Linked DNA regions of Mus musculus: region 2 is linked to region 1. Evidence: chromatin loops called from intact Hi-C (ENCODE). Cell type or tissue: left cerebral cortex. All regions are shown on one strand.

The links. A loop is a pair of places that touch in the nucleus more often than their neighbours do. Peaks named below come from ENCODE experiments on the same cell type or tissue, not always from the same donor. Only the 100,000 strongest peaks of a DNase experiment are listed, where the experiment ranks them.
Region 2: a loop joins it to region 1, with 2.5 times the contacts of the local background. A loop is called at or near these places in 2 of 42 quality-filtered maps.

The regions. Positions count from the first base shown.
Region 1 is chr6:77,569,771-77,577,770 of GRCm38, forward strand. All of the region lies in intron 8 of Ctnna2 (catenin (cadherin associated protein), alpha 2), which reads right to left. Among named protein-coding and RNA genes, the nearest start is that of Gm38837, 31 kb to the right of the region's middle. In left cerebral cortex, a CTCF peak has its summit at 3,053 (motif pointing left); DNase peaks (open chromatin) are centred at 3,051 and 4,888.
Region 2 is chr6:77,377,076-77,385,075 of GRCm38, forward strand. All of the region lies in intron 8 of Ctnna2 (catenin (cadherin associated protein), alpha 2), which reads right to left. 6330415B21Rik (RIKEN cDNA 6330415B21 gene) reads right to left here and starts at 5,400. Exons shown (of 1, transcript NR_045141.1): 1 at 3,182-5,400. In left cerebral cortex, no CTCF peak of the experiment used is centred here; DNase peaks (open chromatin) are centred at 3,713, 4,471, 4,957 and 6,831; H3K27ac peaks cover 1,412 bases.

The DNA.
Region 1 (8,000 bases):
AAGATGAGAAAATATGCAGTTAATTTTAATGTGTTCTTATGTGGAGTACTATTATTTTAAAGATACAAATAATTAAACAAACCAATAAACTTCTTTTTGAGGAAAGTTAGAAATATAAAGTGACTCCAATTGGTCTTTGCCCTTCTAAGACTGGCAAAGCCTGTGTCTGCAAGAGAATTCCAACACATGAGCTGAAATGAAGAATATGCTCAGGAATGCTCATTAGTGAGTGTTTACCAGACTTAATGAAGTGTACAGGACAGGTCTGCATTCTGATTGGAAAGCATTCTCTCCTTCTCTACTTATTAAACATGACAGTTACTTACGATGAATGCTTCTCCACCCCGATAATGTCCTTCGTGTGCTTCAGTAGCTTGTGTGTTTCCAACACACTTGCATGTACTTGCTTTTCCCTCTGCTATAACCAATTTCCAAACTTAGATTTCTTGGCACCAAGTCTATGGTTCTGAGAGGCTGGAGAGATGCTCAGTGATGAAGACCCTCTTCCAGATGACACAGGTTTTATTCCTAGCATCCATGTAGCAGCTTACAAACATTTGTAATTCCACATCTAGTGGATTCAACTCCTTCCTTGGCTTCTGAAGGCACCGCATATATGCATGCATGATGCTTATACATATTCATAGGCAAAACTCTCATACATATGGAGAAATAGTCAAATAATTTAAGAATAAATGCATTGAATTAACTCAATCAGTGGCACTGAGCCACAGGTCAGTAATACCATAAACTCTCCAGAGTGTCTTAGCAGTATACCTAACCATTTGATAGCTTATTGAATGTGTAAATGAGTAGACACTACAAAACTCTACAAAGCTCCAAGCTTTCTCAGAATGTTTTAGTTGTCATCTTAACATCATGTCCTCACATAATTTTATTGAGTAAAGTATGCATTCTCTTCATTATTTTTGTTAATTAAATGAAATAAGATGTTTTGATTTTCATGATTTTAAGAAGTTTTTGAATTAATGATTAGACTATACGGTATATGTTTTTCGTTCCTGTTTCTCCTGAACTCCCTGCACAGTGCCCAGTACCTGAGAGAACGTCAGTAAGTATTTTCCTGTGATCAATCAAAATCTGCCTTTATTGAGACATCACAGAAGAAGAGATCAGCCAAAGCAGGAACTAGGGTGTCATGGACCATTTTCTTAATGGGCAGAACATGGCTGTTATATAAGAACTCTCAGCGTCTATGAAAATCATCCCAAGGCACACAAAGAGTAGACCCATTAACACACCATCACAGAATGTAGTTATGGGCTTGTGAGGCCATATCTTCCTTGAGGACTCAAGTGCAGTTTCTCCTTGCTGAGGGAAGGAAGCCATTTTCTTCAATGTGTAGCCACTCGTTGGATATCTCTGCTGCTGTAAATCCTGCCTCTCAAACCCCTGCTCTTGTCTACAACTATAGTGAAACTCAGTGGGTCGACAATAGAATAAGTAAGGAGCTGGTAATGGATGGATATAGACAATAGAATAAGTAAGGAGCTGGTAATGGATGGGTGCTGGTTGGAAGGAGAAAGGTGATCTGAAAGAATTCAGGAGGGCAAAAGAGGTATGGAGTGGAATGACCAAAATACATAAAAAATGTCATAATAAAACTCATTATTGTATATAACCTATAAATACCAGTTAAAATGTGAAAACCAGTTATAGCTATTTGCTGATTTCCTGTCTCATTGGCTTCTATTTCAAGCAATTTCAGGCTACAGAATTTTATTTTATCACAAATTAGTCCTGGCATTTAATTAATGGGAAAATCTGCTCTCAAAAATCTCAACCATTCACATGGATTATATCATAACCAATACTATTTATGTAACACAGCTTATCAACTATCTTTCAGCATACTGTATGCTAATTAGGTAAACCATAGCAGTATTTTCTCGCTTTGACTTTTGGAAACCATTTTAGAATCTTGGCAGACCTGTAGCAGAGGCCACTGGTACCCTCAAATACATCAAATTTCAGGACCATCTTTATTTATTCAGAACTTACATTGTTTGGGGAAGTAGTGTGTATAGATTAAAAGAAACACAAAACACTAGTGCTTTTCTACACACAAGAACTGCCAATGAGGTAAGGAAACCCCAGATGATGTCAGAAGGAAACCTTACCAGCAGGTGCGGAGACTTTGTTCCAGCTTTTCCTACCTGGACTTGGGGTGCACAACAAAACAGAACACAGAATAGACATGATGTCAGAGCTGCCAGATGGAAGCAACCTGGGATACTGACAGTACCCTAGCATCTCTGAAGGACCATGTTTGCCTCTGGGCGTTTCTTTATGTGTGATACAAAGAAACTGCTGCCTCTCTAGATCACAGTCATTTAAGTGTCCCTTATTAGTAACTGAATTGCAGGCCGGATGGATTGTTCTGCTCAGCTGTGTGTGCAGGAGAAGTCACATTGTTCTTAACTTTCTCTTCTGAATGGCTAGCTGTCTTGTGACCTATGTGTTCATTCTCAAGGACTTCTCTGAGGCTAGGACACAATGAAACCTTATTCCCTTTTCCAGACTGTGTTGTTCTTCCTGTATCAAGTTCAACAGTCCTGGTAGATTCTTTTCAAAGCACATTCCACCCAATTTTGCTACATGAGGAATCAAAAGTAGAAAACAATTAAGACTCTTAGCCAGACTGAGAGGACTCCCAATTCATTCTGCCTCCCCCTTTTGCTGGAGATGTGACAACCACCTCCGTGATGCAGTGCCTTAGGTAAGCGGTCCCTAATGTTTAATAGGAGGTATGTTACTGTCACAACGCCCTCCTTAGTCATCTCACTCCCACTCTCAGGGTATCTGTCTTCCCGGGTCAAACCCTGATGGTTTAGTGATGAATCCTATATTTTTGCACTTATCAGTACTATGAGTGTTTGAATGGTCCCCCTCCGGGTTCCTTTCAGGGTCTTGTGAGAACTTGAGAACAACCTTTTAGGGGAGTCTTAAAACTGAGAGGAGAAGACGGGAACTGGCAAGGCACTGGACCTGAAGGCTGTGGTGCAGGTTACTGGATCACTCTGCCATCTACTGGAGCTGAGGCAAAAGACTGCCTTCCTAGTTTGGGGATTTCTATTTCTGTGTGTCAGTCAGAGGGAGTTGTCATAGCCCCAGTGTCTGCTGCAGGTGTTTGCTGGCTTCACAACACTAGATGAGGCAATGGCCTTCTCTAATGCTCATGGTCTTCAACTCTGAGAGTTCGTTAGTAACTGTCCTTTATCTTCTGGATGAGTGATGGTTACATGAGAGGATCGATATAAAAACCTTCTGCCCAGAGCTTGGCTCTAAATAAATGGTGTGATGCTCAATGCTACCATTTTACTACAAAATTCTAATTTGAGAAACTGTACCATGGGAGCCAAGAATGTCTACAGCTTGTTTTACAAGGCAGTTTTCTCTGTCTGCTGTGGGGTTTAGCAGTAGACATCCCCCAGTATTCAAGACCTGTATGCCAGTTTACCTCATGTGACTCTTACTAGTGAAGTGACATCATTACAGACATCCCGTTGCCCATGAAGCAGCCGTGTAGGTGTCCCTGGATAACGTGTCAGATTTTAGTAAACCACTCTGCACATGCAGAGTGAACATCCTGTTTTTGTTTGTTTGTTTGTTTTTGACAGGGTTTCTCTGTGTAGCCCTGGCTGTCCTGGAACTCACTTTGTAGACCAGGCTGGCCTCGAACTCAGAAATCCGCCTTCCTCTGCCTCCCAAGTGCTGGGATTGAACATCCTGGTTTTATCAATCAGGCTAAAAGTGGTAGGACAGCCCTTTACTCAGTAACTTAGGATGCTGTGCCAAGAGAAATCCAAAGTCAGGGCCTTTGTGAACTAGAGTGAGTTCAAAGCCACTGTGGGCGATATAGTGAGACATTATATGAAAATAAGAAGTGGTAAGAAGGCTGGAGATGGGGCTGAGGAGTAGATTGTGTGTCAAGCATGAACAAGGTCCTACATAAAACCTTTATTACTGGAAATTAAGCAAACAAAAACTTCATTAATAGAGCAGTATAGGATTAGCAGATATTATAACTAGTTGAAGTTCAGCTCACAGTTGAAAGAAATAGTGATACAAGGATAGTCACATGAAAGAATAACTTTTAAACACAGGCTTTATGGAAAACCCAAAAAGGTTAGTGACACTGAGAAAGGTTAGTGAAGCTTGTGTTAAAATTTCAATAGTAGCAAAAAATTTGGCTCTAAAAGTCATTCGCAGAGACAGTGCTGAGACCTGCAGCAGCTGTGCAAGGTGACTTGGTAGTCACCTCATTGTCCAGAAACAGAGAAGCACAGGACTATGGCTCTATGCCTTGGTGCATAGTCTATAATGACATACTGTGGCTTTATTCTCTCTGTATAGAGCTCATTCCTGTGGGATAAAAAAAAACTCCAATGTAAATGTATGCTATAAGAGGAATATACACTAATACATATCAAATGCATTCACATTTATTTCCTGGACAAACGCTCCTTTGAAATGGAAGAGTTCTCTTTCTTTAATGGTTTCTTATTATTTGAAAATTTCATTCATGTATGCAATGATTTTGTTAAAACCTATTTCTTACTGCTTGTCTCCAATACCCCCCAGAATCCATCAAACTCTGCCTTCCTCCTGACTTCATATCATAATAGCAATTAAAATTGCTATTATTATTGATTTCTCACTGAGTTCAATTACTCCTGGCCATGTGCAAATGGATGTAGGCTCATCCACAGGGGTATAACCAACCTCCCAGCAGCCACATTCCCAAAGAAAAGTCTCTCTCTTCAGACTATTGTATAATTAAAAATCAGGCCCACTCAGCAAGAGGGACACTATGCCTGGTGCTGGAAACCGAGCTACTAAAATTAGCACATGAGCTCCATACGTGCATTTTATAACCACATTACAAGAAGAATCAGGAGGCTGAGAATGGTGGCTCCCACCTTTTATCTCAGCACTCATGGAGCAGAGGACGGAGAACTGTTGCAGTTTGATACCTGCTCCATGTGCACAGTGAACTAACGACCAGTCTGGGCTATGCAATGAGACCTAGTATGGAAGACTGGAAGAGAGAGGGAGAAAAGAAAGAATGAAGAGAGTGAAAGAACAGAGTAATTTCTTAAACACATCTATTCTGTAAACAGATTAGGTAAATAAAGGAAAGGGAAAGTTTGAAAATGACAAGCTTAGAGAGTTCTAGCATAAGACATTACAAAAAGATACTGCAAGCAACTTCAACTATCCTTGTTTGTTTAATCAGGTGTTCAACACATTTAGCTATTATCACCTGTATGGCAGCCTTTCAGATTTTTGTTTAAAAATAATCACCAATGAAACAGTAACGTATTCAGTATGCATGCATTCTATCGGTTTAGCAAGACTTGACTCTCTTTGCAAACAGTTATGGAAGAGAATACAAGATGCATCTCTGCTCTTCCATGGCCCAGGTTGTATGACCACAGTAGATATCACAGTTCATCCTGCCTGTTAATGGCAATCCTCCTGCACTGCTCCAGGACGCTGTCTGCCAGGGGCAGTTGTCTGATCTTAAGGCAGGAGTCACAGAAAGCCAACAGTTTGTATTACACTAATGTATTTCTGATCAAGTCTACCTTATCTATTTATTCAATTAATCTTTGAAAACCAATTAAAATCTAATTTATCTGATCTCTGGATTCTGAACACTCTTTGGCCATGAATCAAACATTCTGTAGTAACTACATTATTACACATTGTGCCCTAAGGTGTCCAAGACAGCACTTTTAAAAAACTTGGTAAATGTCATTTAAAGCTGTAGCAATCTTGCTGTAGAAGTCTCAGGCTCATTTTCAAAAGAGATGCTTTGTCCTTAAGTAAAAAGTACATATGATAATTTTTGTGCCTCTGGTTGTAGTCATAATTTATGTGCATAAATGTGAAGAGATCACTCTTTGTACATTTTGACTCATTCTCGAACAATGTCAAATGACAAAACTTTCTGTCAGGTATCAATTACACACACACATGTTTTCAAGTGTTCTACATTGTAAATCTTCTGATATATATACATGAAATAGTATTATTTGGTATGTATATCTAAGTGGGTGACAAGTATTGTGATTTATCTATTTATTCATGTAATTTGAAGGAGTATTGCTGTGCATTCCTGTGACACCTAAAAGTCATGACCATTGCCATCCTCATGCCAGACTCCCGTATGAGCCCACCATACTTGACTTGTTTCAAAAATTGTATTTTCTGAAACTTAACATAATAAATAGCATTGATTAAGACTCTTAGTTCAAGAAGTAAATCACTGGAGTAGATGTCTTTATTCATAGCATATAGATTTGTAAAACCAGAAGGCTTGTTTGCCTTCATAAAGCAAAGAGCAAAGGAGATTCCCTTCTTTCTACTTCCCAGCTCCTCAGTGGTTGGGAGAAGGGACCAGGATAGGGGGCTGACATTTATGAATGGCATTCATGCTAATGATCTCAAGTCAAGTCACTCATAAATGTGTTGATAATGTTTAATGTTTACAGTAAGCACGGGAATTCAGAGTTGCAGCTTTAACAATCTGAGCAATGTGGTGAGGATGACATTTAATGCAACTGCCTTTGCTAAGAGTACCATCCTTGTGATCACATAACACAAGGAGTTGTGGGCTACAGCCACCATGACAAAGGCCCTTCCTCTGGAAACCACAGTCAGAGTAGTCTCAGAAGGCCACAGAAGGTCTAAAACAGCAAACCAACTCTCACCAAGAAACGCTAATAGGAAGTGAATAGAGTACTGAGTAGAAGCAATTTGCTGAGAGAGAGCTAAGGTCTTCTGTTAACTGTCTTGCAAGTCTTCCCATTAAGTCTGGAATAAAATCATTGCTTTTAGCTTTCACCTCAAGCAACTCAGCATTTTGTAACCTTCCTTTTTAGTAAAGGGGGCTGGCCTTAGGCAGATGTCGGCATGTGCTTCTTCTGTGATTTTTATTTTAATAGCATTGCATTTGGTTTTGTGGTAATATTCTATCTGATGACACCACTGTATTGTTTAAAGGGATAGCATATAGTTTTAACTTTGTAAAATACTTGTGATTTTACCAGAGAGAAACTTTAATGAAATATTAGGTACTGGGAGATATATTTCCAGTAAGAAACTACAAAGGGAAGGCACAGAGCTACATGCTCCATGAAGAATATGGAATGAAATCTTAGATTGTCTTCCTGGTTGTGTGGACTGCTCACAACTCAGATGCAAGCCCATGTTTCAACTTTCATATATAAGCTTATTAGAAACACTGATAATAATTTCCATGATAGAAGTGTCAGACCCTGTTATTTTCTGTAGTCAGGCTTGAAATCCTTAACTAAGAATACAGTTGAAATTGTATATATTTCAAGATGGAATGTTGATATTTAATATAAATTGGCATGCCATTTTATTATAATGCCAATAATGCCAACAAAGTGAATAAAAAACATCCCTGTATTCAAATTCTCACATGGCTTCTTGGGGGTGGGGATTCAATTTAATGAGAAACTTTGAGGCAGGGCTTGAGAAAACACTTCTGTAGGCCAATGACATTTTCTGCTATGCCCAGTTTCATCTCAGAATATGTATCCCTTGTCAGGTCAAGACTCAGGGTTAAGTCTGATTAAGATTAAGTTGTTAATGTCTAAAACAAACAAACAAACAAACAAACAAGCTCACTTAAAATAGACTCTGAGTACAGCATCACAGGAGAGAAAAGAACGACGGAGGTAGGAGGAGAACATACCAGACTTCAGGAGTCAGAACTCGGTCTGTGCAACCCCTGTCTGGGCACAGTATCCAATGCCTATTCACTGGTTTTTAACATTTTTTAAAGGCACCCAAAATGTAGCCCAAACACTTAGAAAAACGAGATCAACTATAACAGAACGGAAATAGGATGCACAATAACAAGTTAAAAGGCCAGTATGAAGAATAAAACACCCAGTGGGCAACTTAAGCTAAGTTTGGGGCAAGGATTGCAGAAATGGCCC
Region 2 (8,000 bases), 190 kb before region 1:
GGGGGAGTCACCAAACCTCACTGGATTTATGGTCACACCTGATGCACTAAAGGGCATATTTCATCCCCGGTGAATTCTCTTGAGGCCCGGAACTGAGAATAAAGGACCTAACCCTCCTTGTTGAGGTCTAAGCGTTTATGAGGATAGGAGAGTAGTCCCTGTCCTACACTGCTTAATGAGTATTGGGCGATTGGGGGGCGGGGGGTAGGAATCACTCACACAAACCATGGCCTGCTTCCCTTTCTCCATCATCTAAATGACAAAGTAGTAAGGAAAGTGAAAGCATACTATATTTTTCATTTGAAACAGCTCCCTGCTTTCTTGGTCTTCTCTGATTGGGAGCAGGTGGTCCCTGAAACCAAGAGGATAACTTGGAAAGACTGGGGGAATCTAAAAAAAAAAAAAAAAAAAAAAGCGGGAGTATGTGGGGAGTATGTGTGCATGCTATTCCTCTTGACATGAGCAACCTAAGCAAGGGTGGTAGCTCACCTAAACTTGCTCCACTAGAGTGAGAGAAGAAGAGATGTGTGCAGATGACACTGGGAAGGGGCTAAATTCTAAATCTCTTTCCCCTGCTCTTCAGTTTCTCATTCTGAAGGGAAAAAATAGATTTTGCTCAGATTCAGATCTTTGAGTGAGAAGTTTGAAACCCTCAATCTTTCCCAAGCAATTCAGATCTGAAAATAAAGAAGAGTATTACCTTTCCAGGATGTGGTCAACAGGACCACAACTAGGCTGTGGTACACAGACTCATCCTCAGCAAAACACAGGATATGGTTACATATCTGCACTTGTCTTGGCATGATACCCTAAAGACAGTCATTGAAAATCATAAAGAATGAAACTTAGAGGAAAAAGATTCTCATCTAATTCTCAATTTCGTCAGCCATCTTTATGATGTGAATGTTAGACTTTAGTATAGCCCCTGGAAACCAAGACTGGCACATAGAGATTCAGCCCAAATACATAAGAGCCATTGCGAGCAGAAAGACTGAACCCCAAACTATCTAAAAGTAGATAAAATCAATTGAATAAAAGTGATATGTTCTCAAAAAAAGTGTGATATTCTCTGCTTAAAGCTATTGTAATATACAAAATTATTCTATGTAAAGTCATTATTTCCAGTTCTTGAAAGCTACTAGATAAATCTGAAAATATCATATTTATATCCTGAAGTGCTCTAGGACATCTTAAGGCATGATGGCACACAGTTTTCATAAGATAGAAGTTGCCATGCATTTGAAAGCTTACTTTGAGGCACACATAATAGCCAAAGCCTTTTCTGGAATAAGAGATAAAACTTTGAAGGGAATAGCCCACCAGGGGACAAGGGTTGAGATTGGGCTTAGAGTATTACAACACAGTATGGTCTCAATATGAGGAGTTCAGGATGGCTCTGCATATCTGAGGTTATTCTTGTGTCTATAGAAATTTTAAGATTGCTTTTCTATTTCTGTGAAGAATGGAGCTGGAAATTTTTTTTATTGGAATTGCCTTGAATCTGCAGACTGCTTTTGGTAGGATGACCAGTTTTGCAAGATTAACTCTTCTGATTTATGAGCATAAGAATTCTTTGCAACTTATAGTATCTTCCTTGGTTTATTTCTCCATGATTTAATATTATTTTATGGTAGAAGTATTTAATTTCCTTAGTAAAGTTTATCCCATGATCTTGTCTTGTCTTTTCTTTTCTTGGCTATTGTGAATGAAATTCTTCTTACAACAGGTTAGTTACAGAATTTCAGTCTAATTGCAGATCCACTGAATTGTAATCGGCATTGATAAGAAATGAAATCATTGCTGTGCACAGGGCCACTTTGTATGGTAGAAGACAAGACAGATGGAAAAGCTCCCAAGCAGTCATGGATGCTGAATGTTGTAGAAGCCATAGGCAAGTCATCTCTATTATCAAGAATCACCTCAAGGAAACACTTAAATGTGATTAGAACTAAGTAGACAAAAAATATTAGTATCTGCTTCATATTGAAAAATCATACAAACCGAGGAAAACACAGCAGCAGATGGTAAGTGACATAAATGCACAGAATAAGAGAATGGTGTCACATACTAAATTGGGGTCCTTGATCCTGGCTCATTTGCTTCTGGTTTCTCAATATCACTTTCGAACTAAGTTCCATAGACTTTTACTCCAGGCCTTATACATCAGTACTATTGCAGGCAAGCATCATAAATTGCTTAGCAATCTGGAACCCTGCTTATTTTGGGCTATATGCATGCTTATTCCTTTTCTAATGGTAATTTACTCTCCAAGACTGTTCTCTGCAAGTGCTACACACAATCCTCCCAACACCAAGTAGCATTCCGTGGAGCCTGTTAGCAATTTAGGACCCCAATTACATCGAGCTGTATGCATATTCCTCTCTGAGAATCTTTCCACTTTAACAACCATCTGATTTAAATAAAACCTATTCACTGTTACTCTACTAATGCCTAGACAGAGGTAAGATTCAGCAATCGAGAGGATAAGCAGATCCTTTTCTCTTAGAAGAGCATTAAGTACTCTAGTTAGAAATCTTGCTGTCAATCTTGGCAGTGGATCTGAACTGTTCTGTCACTTTGCTTTGAATGGAGCTTCCTAGATACTTAGCTATCTGTATAGACTTTGACTTCATTCTTCAATAAGGTCAAGAACTGAAACTGACCCTGACCATGAGAAACAGCCCAAGAAGTTGGGAGTCTTCTGCAATCAATTCTCTGGGAGAGGATATCAAGAAATCATATCAAGCATATGATTTTTTTGGTTCTAACAGAGGTTCGTATCAAGTCTCCCATCGTTTTCCTGTGCTTCGTAAAGTTGCTTTTCCTCCATGCAGTGAATTCTAAGCCATGGATTATGGATAGAACTACAAGATCTTCCTTCTGAGCTAGAGTTTAGGATGCTGACAATTTCATGTTCTTTTTTCTATCTGCATATCTGAAATCAATACATTACAATAGTCTGAATGCAAGACTCAAGAATACAGCTGTCCTTTATTAAGACACACATTTAAAAGGCTTGCAGTGGTGGGAAACAAAGACCCTGTTTCCATGTTTATTTTTCTTTGCAGACTACGGTTGCTTTTCCACAGTGTTGCTTATTTGTCATGTAATCAGTACATCTTTAGGTTCAAGTGTGTTGGTCCTTTTTGTTTTGATTAGATTTTTGTCTTTTTTTTTTTTTCCTAAGTAGCCCAAGCTGACCTGGAACTAATAACTGATTTTCCTTTCTTACTTTTCTCTATGTGCTAGCTCAAATTAAAAGTGTGGACTACCATTCATGCTGGAATTGATATCTTTTTAATTTTTTTTTTTAAATCTAAGTTCTAATACTTAACCTGGTCAAATCTATCGATAAAACCCACATCCTAAAGGCTCGCGAGGGCCAAGGGATCCTGGAAATCCAAGTTTGAGAGTGACTAATATTAAGGGCAGAGCACCCATGTACCTAGAGAGCCAAGAGATATAGATTGATGATAGTCTACCTGGGGTTCCCTCTAAGACAAAGAAGATTATGCTACAGAAATGGGATGTTAATTAATTTCTCAACATAATCTGATCTTAACAAGCAGAAAATACCATAGAAGCCTGACATAAATATGTGGCCGTAAATGCTTCATAGAGCATGACTTTCTCTCCCCCAGAACATAGTTTTATGTTAGACACCCTTCCCTTCCTAATCACACTCATAGCTCAGCCTCTTCTTGTAGCATGACTCTAGGCTCAGAGAAAGCCACAGCTATCTTCCTTTCAGCAGCTGCTCTTCAAGACTACCTCACTCTTCTAGGCATAGCCTGAGCTTGTCTTGCACTTAAGACAATGGGAGATTCACCTTTCCAATAGCAGACGTATCCTGTGACAGCATTTTATATCCTTCCAACATACCAGTAAACTTGTAACAGCCAAAAAGTCAAGCATGTTCTTATGTTCTTCAGGAAAAAGCCATCTCTCTCTCTCTCTCTCTCTCTCTCTCTCTCTCTCTCTCACACACACACACACACACACACACACACACACACACACACACACACACAAATACTGCAGAACTACATGTAAGTGGCAGGAGGGAAATAGTAACAAAAAAATCTCGGGATCATTGTTAATTGTTACCTGGCAGCAATGCTGTGGCCGGGAACATTCAAAACGTTCATCATGAAAATTTTGCAACAATCCGATGGGAGAGACAATAGTATCTTTTCGGTATTTCAGAAAAGCAAAGTGAGGCCCAGAGACAGTTGAAGGTTGCCAAGCTGGGCAGTGGTAATTTGTGCTCTTATTATCATATTGCATGCACTCTTTTATTTCAGAAAGCACTATGGATTTCATTGAAGTTATACAATTGTGCACTTCTGCCATGCATGCTACCCACAACTCAGCCTGTTCCCCACATAAAACCTTCCCTTCTGAAGCAGAAGCTGGTGCTGATTTTTACAAAATTAGCCATAGCCTTCTCTATCTTTCTACTGTTACATTTGGTGTGATGCTTCATTACTGGGGCATGTGGTATGCTAATTAGTTCTTTTATAGGAATGGGAGTTGGGAGAAAGGAAGCAGTAAGGAGAAAAGGAAACTGAAGGAAAAGCTGATGCAGAGGAGAAACAGTGCAACATCCTTCACAGGAAGGACCATAGAGTTCCTTCCTTTCCAACTGTCACAAGCTCTGCTTCCCTTTCAGGGCCATTGCCGTAGTTTGCTAATCATCTCACTTCCAGTTGGCCTTGCATAGATGTACAGGAAAAAGAGTTGGTATTCACAGACAGATATGAAAAAATGGAAAAGAAAACAGTAACGGGATTTTCTTGGTTTTCTTTTGTTTTTAATTTTTTTTTTTATCTTAGCCATGAAGACAGCACCTAGACAGAACAACAAATACTGAGGAAGGATAGCCAACCACATAGGCTGATATCTGGAGATATCTGGGAACATTTCAGTGAACATTTGAAGATTGTGGCAGACAGGCCCAGCACCTTTTGCCTTAGGCATCAGAATCTCCATGTAGAAATGCAGAGGAAGGAAGACTGAAGTGACACCTTTCCTGGCTCCAGGCATAGCAGAAGCAGCCAGTCAGTAGGTACCAGGGGACTGGCTACTGAATGCAGCCACAGATCTTGTTGTAAAGTCTAGCAAGGAGGGCTGAGTGAGAAAGTAGAAAATGCTAATGTCATATAAACAGCTATTCAGACTGCTGGTTATAGATGCACTGATTAGGTCCACTGGTAAATTCTAAAAGATTTTTGGAAAAAATTATTAGGGTTGCATTTGTTAAGAAGACATTCAAACTAGAAATAAACAAATAAATAACACAGAGAATCAAATTATCCTGGGTTTAGCATTACATAATTCTCATGCCCTGTTCAAGAATCCCTGGGCTCTCAAATTGAAAGTTGTGTAAGTTTAAGCTTGGGACTTGCATAGACTCAAATATCCTAGCTTTCTGTGTGTTTTGCTAATATGTTGAGAATAATAAACTACATTTTTGTTGGGGGAACTTATGTTGTCATTGTCAATCTTGTCTGTTAAGCACATACAAGCAAGGATCATGGCGTGGTACCTACTTGTGTTTCTTTGATTTCCCTTGTCATTTGGGAGAGCTTTTCATATGCTGGCTGGGTAGTTTGCTGTAGAATAGCAAGTGTTTGGTTCCTAATAATTTCGAGCTTTAATAACAAAAAATTCAATGAATGGGAAAGGTTGTTTTATTGTTAGTTTGTTTTGATTTGATTTTAAATAATTTCCATGTTGAAACATTTGTGGATTCCCACAGCTTGACAGCAGAGTGCATGTTTGTGGGTTTATGTAGTTAAAATGAAAATCAGCTCTTACTCTAGAAAACTTACAGTAGTTTTGAGGGCAACAACGCATACATACACACACATGTTTGAACACATGCATACCATACACACACATACATATTAACACAGAGAGTGATACACATACAAACACACACACACACACACACACACACACACACACACAAGCTGTTGTGTAACTAGACCCTCAAAATTGAAACATTCCTGCCTAGATGGAAGAAAAAAGTTTGTAAGCCTCAGGAAGTTAAGAAATGTACAATGACAGGACACTAAGCAACTAAGCAAGCTACACAATTCACAAGGTCCTCCATAATGTTATAAATAAAAACAATTAACAGTTGTTGGAGAGAGGAAAATTTTGGCTGCAGCAGCTCCAGGGACGCCGGTTCTGTGAGCCATCACCTGTACTGCCTTCAAGTCACTTGTATTCCTGAGAATCACCCATACTCCCATAAATAACTCTAAAAATATGCTGAATACAATCTGCAGAACACACAAATTTTTATGGTGATCTATTATTGTTACCTTGTCCAGAATGAAGAGACATTTGTTCACATGTCCCCAGTTAAAGTCACATAACTTACATATACATACACATGTACAAAAGAGTACTTATGCATGCATGTGTCTCTGTGTCATGTTCACAAAATAGAATGTCAAGAAGCTAAATTCCAGACCTTGATAATGATCTAGGATTGACTGCCTCCACTCTGATGTCCTGGGTCTCCTCTAAAGATACCCATAGGCAATGCAGAGATGGAAGGTTTCTGAGGATCCAGCAGTCTTCATTCATCCTGCAAAACTAAAATCTGGAAATCCAGCATAACATGCCCAGATCCTTTCGATCAAATGTTCATTGCCTTTCATCATGTTCCCCCTTAATGGCTAGCCAGTAATTTTCCAGAGAGTGAAACACAGAAGTGGCTGCATTGCCATCTGCACCGGTTCTTGGACATTTGTCTGATGCCCAGGCTCGTGCAGCAATGAAAGAGTGGATGGGGGAGGCAATGCTGCAGTGCCAGCAACAGCAATGACTATGGAGACATGGCAGCAATTTTAGTGGCAGCAGCAGGTGGAGGAGGAAGAGTGGAGCTTGTGATAGAAGAAACAGTGCTGGCTGCAGGGCCTGACACCAGGCCCACAAACCTTGACCATACTCCAGGAACAATAAGCTATTATAGAAAAACCAGACCATTAAAAACAATGGGAGCTTGGAAAAAAACACACTACACCACCTGAGGGAAGAAACAGCATCGATGCTGGAGACATGGCTCCCAGTTTAGAATTTGCTAGGAGTACAGAAGCAATGAGTGAGGCATAGATTTCTCATATTTCCAAGATAAGAATTTTATAAACCATTTGTGGCCATATTTGTATCTTCAAGAGTATGGTTTATGAGTGAACATCATTTTTGTGGCTTTTACTATATATTTCTCAGCAGTAGAAGTCAAGCCTTGTAGTGAATTATTACTCTTTTTCCCCCCAGAAACTTGATCTATTTCATAGCTATGTCTCTTACATTAAAACATTCCTTTTTAGAGGAGGAGACGCTTTGGTGACGTTGCTTGAAAGTTAGGTAAAGAGCTTCAGGGATATGACTGTCTTGAGTCTGGGGTGAGCATTTCACTAGAACAGCGGCCATGGAATCACCCATGTTCCTATTAGAAGCCCCAGTAAACTCACTGATCCACCAAGATAGACTTAGTTGGAATAGTTTCTTAGATCTTTTGCTGGTGATCTGTCTGGGGTGAACAGGCACTTGTTCATGTCGCCTTAGGAAAAGTCACACGTGACCAAAATTTTAACTCTAGACTCCATGCCTATGAACATCATTCATAAATGTGCTGAGGTTTGTTATGAATTTGAATCCAGGTAAATAATTCGATTAACAGCATTAAGAGTGGAATGTAGAAGTGAAAGATGAACTGTATGTTGACCTGAAGGGAAAGTATATATAGATAGAGTAGAAAGGTATGATGGATTTCTGGGCTGCCAGAAGGCACTGAACATAGGAGAAAACTATCTACATTGAGCGACATAGGAAGAGGGAACATGACAGAGAAAAAATGAAGAAATCCCACTGAGAAATGCATCCATGTAGCAACGTGGATAGCCTTTGTGCATTACAGTTAAATATGTGGGAAACACACTGAGCTTTGCCTTTGAGAAGAGAAAGTACGAAGCCTGGTTTCC